Regions from separate parts of the Homo sapiens genome. Here region 1 is linked to region 2. Evidence: read pairs that join two places in POLR2A ChIA-PET (ENCODE). Cell type or tissue: endothelial cell of umbilical vein. All regions are shown on one strand. Links, peaks and the distances in the headings refer to the core of each region. The heading gives the core; the rest is flanking DNA. Region 1 has its middle 30 kb from the start of MYO10. Region 2 has its middle 100 kb from the start of MYO10.

What was found. ChIA-PET counts read pairs that join two places held together with the same protein. Peaks named below come from ENCODE experiments on the same cell type or tissue, not always from the same donor. Only the 100,000 strongest peaks of a DNase experiment are listed, where the experiment ranks them.
Region 1: POLR2A ChIA-PET joins it to region 2 with 5 read pairs; 3 of 35 experiments call an interaction of 5 or more read pairs at or near these places.

The regions. Positions count from the first base shown.
Region 1 is chr5:16,963,895-16,969,271 of GRCh38, reverse strand. No RefSeq gene overlaps it. Among named protein-coding and RNA genes, the nearest start is that of MYO10, 30 kb to the right of the region's middle. In endothelial cell of umbilical vein, for the core only: no CTCF peak of the experiment used is centred there; no DNase peak of the experiment used is centred there.
Region 2 is chr5:17,035,191-17,040,567 of GRCh38, reverse strand. No RefSeq gene overlaps it. Among named protein-coding and RNA genes, the nearest start is that of MYO10, 100 kb to the right of the region's middle. In endothelial cell of umbilical vein, for the core only: no CTCF peak of the experiment used is centred there; a DNase peak (open chromatin) is centred at 2,677; H3K27ac peaks cover 1,551 bases.

The DNA of each region.
Region 1 (5,377 bases), core at 213-5,212, 71 kb after region 2:
TATACAATGGATACCTTATCATTTTAAACTGTTAAACATGTTTTTGTGTTTTGTTTTGAGATGGACTCTTGCTCTGTCACCCAAGTTGAAGTGCAGTGGCGCAATCTCGGCTCACTGCAACCTCCACCTCCCCAGTTCAAGCGATTCTCCCACCTCAGCCTCCAGAGTAGCTGGGATTATAGGTGCCCGCCACCACACTCAGCTAATTTTTGTATTTTTAGTACAGACAGGGGTTTCACCATCTTGGCCAGGCTGGTCTCGAACTCCTGACCTCGTGATCTGCCCACCTTGGCCTCCCTAAGTGTTGAGATTACAGGTGTGAGCCACCACGCCTGGCCCGATTTTCAAAGTACTTAGTTAAGTTTGGCAGAATATTTCCATTATTATTCTAGTAGCCCTTTACAAAATTAGTTTAGTATGGCAATTTTGCTCATTAGGAATGCAGTCCAACTCACAGTGATCAATACATTTTGTATATTAAGTGCTCCTGGGTCATCTGATTAAATAATCATTCTAAAATTATACAGGGGTTCATATAAATATTACTAATTTGTATTTTCTGAAACTACCAAAACCCTCAGGTGTTATAAGACATTTCCAGGCAAGGTGCAGTAGCTGACACCTACAATCCCAGCACTTTGGGAGGCCGAGATGGGCGGCTCGCATGAGGCCATGAGTTCCGGACTAACTGGGGCAACATGGTGAAACCCAGTCTCTGCTAAAAATACAAAAATTAGATGGGCATGGTGTTGCACACCCATAATCCCAGCCACACAGGTAACTGAGACATGAGAATTACTTGAACCTGGAAGGCAGAGGTGGCAATGAGCTAAGATCGTGCCACTACACACCAGCGCTGGGGTGACAGAGGAAGACCCTGTCTCAAAAAAAAGAAAGACCATTTTTTTTTTTGAGACGTAATCTCACTCTGTCACCCAGGCTGGAGTGCAGTGGCACGATCTCAGTTTACTGCAAGCTCCGCCTCCTGGGTTCACGCCATTCTCCTGCCTCAGCCTCCGGAGTAGCTGGGACTACAGGAGCCACCACGCCTGGCTGATTTTTTTTTTTTTTTTTTGTATTTTTAGTAGAGACGGGGTTTCACTGTGTTAGCCAGGATGGTCCTGATCTCCTGACCTCATGATCCACCCGCCTTGGCCTCCCAAAGTGCTGGGATTACAAGCGTGAGCCATCGCGCCTGGCCAAGAAAGACCATTTCATAAGACTTAAGGCAGCAAAGTGAAATTACGTTCTCTTCTAGTTCTTTCCGATGGTTTTGGCTTGAGTTAAAAAAAAATCCTGGCCGGGCGCGGTGGCTCACGCCTGTAATCCCAGCACTTTGGGAGGCCGAGACGGGCGGATCACGAGGTCAGGAGATCGAGACCATCCTGGCTAACACGGTGAAACCCCGTCTCTACTAAAAATACAAAAATTAGCCGGGCATGGTGGCGCGCGCCTGTAGTCCCAGCTACGCGGGAGGCTGAGGCAGGAGAATGGCGTGAACCCGGGAGGCGGAGCTTGCAGTGAGCCGAGATTGCGCCACTGCACTCCAGCCTGGGCGACAGAGCGAAACTCCGTCTCAAAAAAAAAAAATAAAAAAAAATAAATCCTGAGCAGAGGCAAATGACATTGGATTTATCAGACCTTACTATATTTCCCTTCTACTACACTGCCTTTCAAAATAATAACATAGAAAGTACCCAAGCATGGCCGAGTGCGGTGGCTCATGGCTGTAATCCTAACACTTTTGGAGGCCGAGGCGAGTAGATCACTTGAGGTCGGGAGTTCAAGACCAGCCTGACCAACATGGTGAAAACCCGTCTCTACTAAAAATACTAGATTAGCTGGGACTGGTGGTGTGCGCCTGTAATCCCAGCTACTTGAGAGGCTGAGGCCAGAGAATCACTGGAACCCGAGAGGCAGAGGTTATGGTGAGCCGCAATCCTGCCATTGCACTCCAGTCTGGGCAACAAAAAAAAAAAAGAAAGAAAAGAAAAAGAAAAAGAAAAAAAAGAAAGTACTCAAGCATAATCGTCCTTGAGGAGAGAAGTGTTGATGCAAAAGACTCTTTATAGAGATGGGGTCTTGCCCTGTTGCCCAGCCTGGTCTCCAACTCCTCAGCTCAGGCAATCCTCCACCTCAGCCTCCCAAAGCACTGGGGTTACAGGTGTGAGCCACTGCACCTAGCCAGAAGCCTCTTTTTCTAATCTTTATATAGTAGCTAAGAGAATTATTATTTTAGTACACTCTGAGGAGCAAGTGTGGCATAGTAATTAAGTTCAATGAATTCTAGAACCAACGTACCAAAATTTAAATTCTGACTTTTTTTTTAAGCCAATTAAATTTAGCAGAGGGGAGTTGTATACTAAATTCTGTCTTTATCACTTACAAGTTTTGTGAGCTTAGACAAATTGCCCAAAGTCTAACACTTGGATTTCTTATGGAATAACAATAGGACCTCCCTCATAGTGTTTTGAGGAGGATTAAAGTAGATAATCTAGGTAAATTGTAGCCGGGCTCGGTGGCTCACGCCTGTAATCCCAGCGCTTTAGGATGCCAAAGCGGGTGGATCACGAGGTCAGGCGTTTGAGACCAGCCTGGCCAACACGGCGAAACCCCATCTCTACTAAAAATACAAAAAAAATTAGCCGGGCATGGTGGTGGTTGCCTGTATTCCCAGCTACTCAGGAGTCTGAGGCAGAAGAATCGCTTGAACCCGGGAGGCAGAGGTTGCAGTGAGCCGAGATTGAGCCATTGCACTCCAGCCTGGGCAACAGAGCGAGACTCTGTCTCAAAAAAAAAAAAAAAAAAATTGCCAGGCGCGGTGGCTCACACCTGTAATCCCAGCACTTTGGGAGGCTGAGGTGGGTGGATCACGAGGTCAAGAGTTCGAGACCAGCCTGGCCAACATGGTCAAACCCCATCTCTACTAAAAATACAAGAATTAGCTATATGTGGTGGTGAGCGCCTGTAATCCCAGCTACTAGGGAGGCTGAGACAGGAGAATCACTTGAACCTGGAAGGCAGAGGTTGCAGTAAGCAGAGATCACACCACTGCACTCTATCTTGGGCGACAGAGCAAGACTCTGTCTCAAAAAAAAAAAAAAAAGATAATCCAGGTAAATTGCACAAAATGAAGTAAGTGTTCAGCAAACGTCTTTAATGTTATGTAAGATTTTCGATTTTCCCTTGTATTGTAGAGTATGGAGCTAGATAATCAATAAATTATTTTGGTGGTCAAGAGTACATTAAAAAGGATCATCTATCTCTTGTCAAACTTTTACATGAGATAAACGAAATGATGAAGAGCTCAGTATACTCCAGATGTTGCTTAGTGCTTGGAGACTTTGGCTACAAATTCCTTTAAAATGTGAGTTTGCATGCCTTTGCAATTTTCTCCCTAACAAATGGCATTGATTCAACATGACTTAGGTTGCAAATACCAGACACTTTTTGATTACTTTCTTTAGTGTCACCTGGCTATCTTAATTGATAGATTAGGAGCAGCAGATCATCAGAGAAGCCCAGGAAATCTCACCATTTCTTTTTGTTTTCTCTGTCTAGGGATTCCAAGTCTTCTGTGTAAGGACATATTTAGAATTCCAAAAGGAAGAGGGGAAAAGAAAAAAACCCTTCAAAGTCACTAATCCAAGATCTTCTGATATTACTTTTAGAGTACTTTAGAGTACCTTTAAAGAAAACAAACTTTTAAAATTCCCCAAAGGACAGCAAGACTATTATTTCTGATAGTTGTAGACTTACTTAAACTTTCATAAAATATTTACGTTAAAAAATCTAAAAGGATGGGGTATGATAATCGAGTTTATTTTTATTTTATTGATCAGTTAATCAAAATAAAGTCCTCTTCAATATCCTTCAGACTAAAGTTTATGCTGACTTTTTGGATGAAAAAAATATATATAATCTTTCCTATCTAACAATATCAATGATATAAAATCATTATTGTTTTCATCTCTAATTCTTTAATTGTACTTATGTGACATATTATATTTACTGAAGAAGTCATCCAACATGGCCTACACATCTATCTTTTAGAGTTTTTTGGTAGAGGATATCTGTCATTCATTTGGGTGGCAGAATGAGGAGTCAGGGCATAATGAAAGGCTGAGTGCCCCGGCACTTTCATCTTTGCACTCATTTTCTGAAGTGCATTCCTTCACGAAATCTCAGTCGGCTCCTCCCTTCCTAAAATAACACTGTGACACTTCAAAATCTACCTCAGCCCTCCCCCACTACCCTAATTGCACATAAAACCACTAAGGGCGCTGTCAGGGCTGGCTACATAATTTATGGGACCTGGTGCAAAATGAAGATGCCTGACCTCTTGTTCCATATGCAGTGGGGGAAGTACCATTAAAAGAACTCAAGAAAAAGCTTTTTCCTTTCTTCTGTACTCTGTCCCTTCACTTGTCATAATGTTTTTTATTTGCTCTTTAATGTCATTCCAAGCTAAACAAAAAATTAAAATTTTAAATTAGGGAGGCTGAGGCAGGAGAATGGCATGAACCCAGGAGGCGGAGCTTGCAGTGAGCCGAGATCATGCCACTGCACTCCAGCCTGTGCGACAGAGCGAGACTCCATCTCATTAAAAAAAAAAATTAATTTCACCATTTTATTTATTTATTTAGAGACAGTGTGAGTCTTGCTCTGTCACCAGGCTGGAGTGCAATGGCGCGATCTTGGCTCACTGCAACCTCCACCACGCTCGGCCTCAACATTCATATTATATCGCACAATGCCCATTTTAAATGAAAATGTCGTGGCTCACGCCTGTAATCCCAACACTTCGGGAGGCCAAGGTGGCCAGATCACCTGAGGTCAGGAGTTCGAGACCAGCCTGGCCAACGTGGTGAAAGCCTGTCTCTAGTAAAAATACAAAAATTAGCTGGGCGTGGTGGTGGGCCCCTATAATCCTAGCTACTCGGGAGGCAGAGGCAGGAGAATCGCTTGAACCTGGAAGGTGGAGAAAGTGAAGGGGAGGGGAGGGGAGGGGAGGGGAGGGGAGGGGAGGGGAGGGAAGGGAAGGGAAGGGAGGGGAAGGGAAATGTTAGAGCATTTAACTCACGCAGAATCACCAAATTACACGGGAAGGGAAATGTTAGAGCATTTAACTCACGCAGAATCACCAAATTACACACTTCATTGTGCACGGATCATGTGTATTTTGTTCTGTCCTTACAAGAACTATGAAGGGCTCGGGGCGGTGGCTCACCCTTGTAATCTCACGGCTTTGGGAGGCTGAGGTGGAAAGATTGCTTGAGGCCAGGAGTTTAAAACTTGCCTGAGCAAGAACACAGGGAAATTTTATCTCTACAAAAAATTTAAAAATTAACCAGGCATAGTGGTGTCTGCCTGTAGT
Region 2 (5,377 bases), core at 153-5,152:
AGTAACATTCTTTTAAATATTGTAAAGAATCTATACATCAGCTGTCTGAAAAGTATTTGATGGTCCTTTGTTCTCTTTTATTAAAACTCTCATGTCTTTGTAAGAAATAGAGCACTTTTATATTTTTTATTTTATTTTATTTGAAGACAGGGTCTCACCATGTTACCTAGGCTGGTCTCGAACACCTCGGCTCAAGTGATCCTCCCGCCTCAGCTTCCCAAAGTGCTGGGATTACAGGTATAAGCCAGCATGCCAGCCCAGAAATAGAGTGTTTTAAGGTGCTATAAGAAAAACAGTACGGGCCGGGCTCCGTGGCTCACACCTGTAATCCCAGCGCTTTGGGAGGCTGAGGCAGGCGGATCACAAGGTCAGGAATTTGAAACCAGCCTGGCCAATATGGTGAAACCCCATCTCTATTAAAAATACAAAAATTAGCCAGGCTTGGTGGCACACGACTGTAGTCCCAGCTACTCAGGAGTCTGAGGCAGAAGAATCACTTGAACCCGGGAGGAGGAGGCTGCAGTGAGCCGAGATTGTGCCATTGCACTCCAGCCTGGGTGACAAGAGCAAAACTCTGAAAAAAAAAAAAAAAAAAAACCAGAAAGAATAAAGAAAGAGAGAGGAGGAGGAGGAGAAGGAGGAGGATGGGGGGGGAAGAGGGAAAGAAAGAAAAAGAAAGAAAGAAAGAAAGAAAGAAAGAAAGAAAGAAAGAAAGAAAGAAAGAGAGAGAGAAAGAGAGAGAGAAAGAAAGGAAGAAAGAAAAACAGTTTATGATCCTATCAAGTTAAAGAGTGATAGCAGTATGAGGTTCTAGTTGTGGAAGTTATACCTGTGGAAGTTATGCCTGAAACTCAAGCTATAGAAAGAAAAAGTTGGTCAGAAGGCTTTTTAACAAGTTTTACATAGAATTAATATACATTAGAATGACATGACTGGAAAATTTGAAATTATGAAAAACATCCATCAGCATGCATCGTAATCCACTGGAGGGCAGTTAAAGTCAATTGCTGGGCCCCAACTCCACAGTTTCAGATTCAGTGAATCTGGGACCCAAGAATGGACATTTCTAACAATTTCCTAGGGGAGCCCACTCAGAGGTCCACTGCCTTATACACATAACACCTTAGAATTGGCTTTTCTCAATGTGCTACATATACACCATGGAATACTATGCAGCCATGAAGAAGAATGAGATCACGTCCTTTGCAGGGTCATGGATGATGCTGGAAACCATCATCCTTAGCAAACTAACACAGGAACAGAAAACCAACCACCACATGTTCTTACTCATAAGTGGGAGCTGAACAATGAGAACACATGGACACAGGGAGGAGAACAACACACACTGGAGTCTATTGGGGGGATGGGGAGGGAGAGCATTAGGATAAATAGCTAACGCATATGGGGCTTAATACCTAGGTGATGGGTTGATAGGTGCAGAAAACCACCATGGTACACATTTACCTATGTAACAAAACTGCTTGTCCTGCACATGTACCCTGGAACTTAAAGTAAAATAAAATTAAAAAAAAAAAAAGAATTGGCATTTCTCTTGAACGAGCTATGGATAACTAGCATGTTTGCATCAGTCATGCACCATCCACGAAAATGGAATGGATGTTTCCTGCTACCCTGGGGACTGTTGACACATTTTTTGGTACCATGTTTTGTTCAACTATCCAGTCTATACTTATTAAACAGACTGCAACAAAAAGTCTAGAAGCTATTCTTGGAATGAAATGAACTTCCAGAAGACTGATAACATTAGCATTAAGTGTTAAATGAAATTTATTTTAGGAGCTTCAAGGGTATGTTTGGTTCATTGGCTGTCTCCTCAGAGAAACCATTTTCTCTTCAGCCTCAGAAAACAAAACAGTTACATAACACGCCTGAGATCGCACAGCACACAGTGGATAGACGTGGTCTCCACAATGGAGCTTTCTGCTTTCTGCCTCTGTTTAGTGCCTAGGACATGGCAGGTGTGCAAGAAATGTATGCAGAACTGTGAAATCATTAGAGGGAGAGAGAGGAGAGGGGGAGACACAACTCTGGTAGAATAAATCTTCAAGGTTGTCCACAGGAGTCAGAGCTGGCTCCTTACATTTCTTTTCATTTCTTTTTCTTTCTTTCTTTCTTTCTCTTTTTTTTTTTTTTTTTTTGAGACAGGATCTCACTGTCACCCGGGCTGGAGTGCAGTGGCACAATCTCAGCCTCAACCTCCTGGGCTCAAGTGATCCTCCCACCTCGGCCTCCCGTGTAGCTGGGACTACAGGTGCACACCACCATGCCCAGCTAATTTTTGTATTTTGTGTAGAGACGGGTCTTGCCATTTTGCCTGGGCTGGTCTCAAACTCCTGGGCTCAAATGATTTGCCCACCTTGGCCTCCGAAATTGCTGGAATTACAGGCGTGAGCCACCAAGCCCAGCCTTGCGTCCTTATGTTTCTGAATTATTTTGCTGCTCTCCAAAATTCCCAACTTCCCTCTTCTTAGGATGAAAGTTGCTCTCTGTACAAAGGTAATTGGTATCATAGCCTATGCCCAGGAGAGACTAAAACAAAAACTCCAAATGCTATTTTTAGCAGTTGGTGTAAGCAGGATGTGCAGGTCATTGTTTTAAAACCACATCACCCAACAAAGAAAAATAATCGAGGTTGTTGTTTTGGATTTTTTTCTCTGACTCACTCCTAATACTATTACCTTGTTTTCTAATTGGCCTAGAAACTATTATTTCATCCTTTGTATTATCTTGGGCTTATTCTTTTAAATAACCTGGAATGGAATTAAGATCTACCACTCGATTTTCAATTTTACCCATATTAGGCATGACTGTCAAACAGTATTTCCCTGTCAGATTTCAGGATCATTTTGCAAATGGCAACCAAGCAGTCCCATCACTCCAACTTGTAGGATCACAACAGACATACCTCGGCACATTGGAGTCAGGGCTGTGTCCCTAAGATGGATATACAGGCCCACTGGACTGCCTCTACATTTTGTGCATTCATTCCTATCTCTATCCTACAAGCTGGCCAGACCTCAAAGCTTTGGCTTGTGTTTGGTTGCATTGTTCGATTTTTTTTTTTTTCCTGCTGGTCTGATGGCTTTTAGGGTCAGTGATAGGTCTTTTAGAAATGAGATATGTTCAGAGGGTTTAGGGGCAAATAAATCATTCAAGGGGACTTAGCCTAGTCGTTTATCACTAACGCATTGCTGGCTGATGGGCCTCAGGGTGGGTGGTCTCTCTGGGGACTAGACAGAGGGAGATGGGACTCAGGTTCTTATTTTATTCTCTGTTCAATGAAAGGAAGGTCTGCTTTATTTGGAAAACAAATTGGTTGTTTCTAGAACTTGGGATTTTATATAATAGCTAATATTGCTAAAGACTACTATTTATTCAGGTTCCCTAATCTGTCAATGTCCTAAGCAATCTACCAACAACTCTGGAAATTATGTATGATAATTTCTATTTTACATAAAGGAAACTACAATGTAGAAAAGCTAGGTGACTTTCTTTTTTTTAGACGAAGTCTCGCTCTTGTCACCCAGGCTGGAGTGCAATGGTGCGATCTTGGCTCACTGCAACCTCCACCTCCCAGGTTCAAGCTATTCTGCCTCAGCCCCCCGAGTAGCTGGGATTACATGCGCCTGCCACCATGACTGGCTAATTTTTGTATTTTTTTTTTTTTAGTAGAAACGGGGTTTCACCATGTTGGCCAGGCTGGTCTCAAACTCCTGACCTCAGGCAATCCGCCCGCCTGGGCCTCCCAAAGTGCTGGGATTATAGGTGTGAGCCACCGCGCCTGGCCGTGACTTTCTTTTTCCTCCCTTTTTTTTTTTGAGACAGTGTGTTGCTCTGTCACCCAGGCTGGAGTGCAGTGGTGCCATCACGGCTCACTGCAGCCCAAACTCCCAGGCTCAAGCAATCCTCCTACCTCAGTCACCTGAGGGGCTGGGACTACAGGTGTAGGATGCCATGTCCAGCTAATTTTTTTTTTTTTTTTGAGAGATGAGACCTCGCTATGTTGCCCAGGCTGGTCTCATACTCCTGAGCTCAAGCGATCCCCCTACCTCGGTCTCCCAAAATGCCAGGATTACAGGTCTGAGCCACTACGCCTGGCCAGCCAGTTCTATTTGTCTCCAAATAATAATAGAGAATGTTTATTGAATTATTTTTTTTTTTTGAGATGGAGTCTGTCTCTGTCGCCCAGCCTGGAGTGCAGTGGTGCTATCTCGGCTCGCTGCAAGCTCTACCTCTTGGGTTCACACCATTCTCCTGCCTCAGCCTCCCGAGTAGCTGGGACTACAGTTGCCCGCCACCATGCCCGGCTAATTTTTTTTTTTTTTTTTTTTTTTTGTATTTTTAGTAGAGACGGGGTTTCACCATGTTAGCCAGGATGGTCTCGATCTCCTAACCTTGTGATCTGCCCGCCTCGGCCTCCCAAAGTGCTGGGATTACAGGCGTGAGCCACTGCGCCCAGCCTATTGAATTCTTTATGTTAATCCCTCTATGTGTATTATTTCTTTTGAAATAAGAAAGATCCAGAAGAGCTATGAGATGTGTCCAAGTCACATAGGGAGATTAGACAGTGCCTCCAGTTCCCAGTCACCTTGTGTCTTTCTCGTCTGTGACACAAATTTTTCCATGGTACTGAAGCTCTGGGGAGAAGTCAGCAAAAACACTGGTCCTTGCTATGAAGGCAAGGTGTGGGGCTCTGGAGGCCAGGTGTGGGCTCTGGAGCTTTCTGGAGCTGGCTGCCTGGGTTTAAGTCCCGGCTCTGCACTCCCCTTGCTGTGTGACCCAGCACGAGTTACTTACCCTCTCTGTACTTCCATCTCATCATCTGTAAATGGAGATGACAACAGTGTCTTCAAAGGGCTGTCGTGAGGATCATTCTAGTAAAAAAAAAGTAAGTGACCTTTTATCAACAATGATTACTTCTGGGAGGAAAAAGGATGTCATAGGAGTGAATGTTCTCATTTTCCTCAGAACTTGATGAGATTTCAGGTCACTAGGATTAGCTCAGGGAACAGGTAAGATACTAACTAAAGAAATTAGGGTAAGTAGCTAATTAAAGTCTTGAAAACACTGCATAGAGATCAAGCCATGTTTGCAAATCCCAACTCCCAGCATCTCTAGGGTTCTGAATTTTCTGGAAACACTGCAAGAAAAGGAAAACAGAGAAGAATTTTAAACTCAAAGGGGAGAGGGGAAGTTTATTTTATTTTGTTTACTTTTGTAGAGATAGGGTCTCACTATGTTGCCCAGGCTGGTCTCAGACTCCTGGGCTCAAGCAATCCTCCCGCCTCAGCCTCCCAAAGTGCTGGGATTACAGGTGTGAGCCGCTGTACCCAGCATTTAATTTAATTTAATTTAA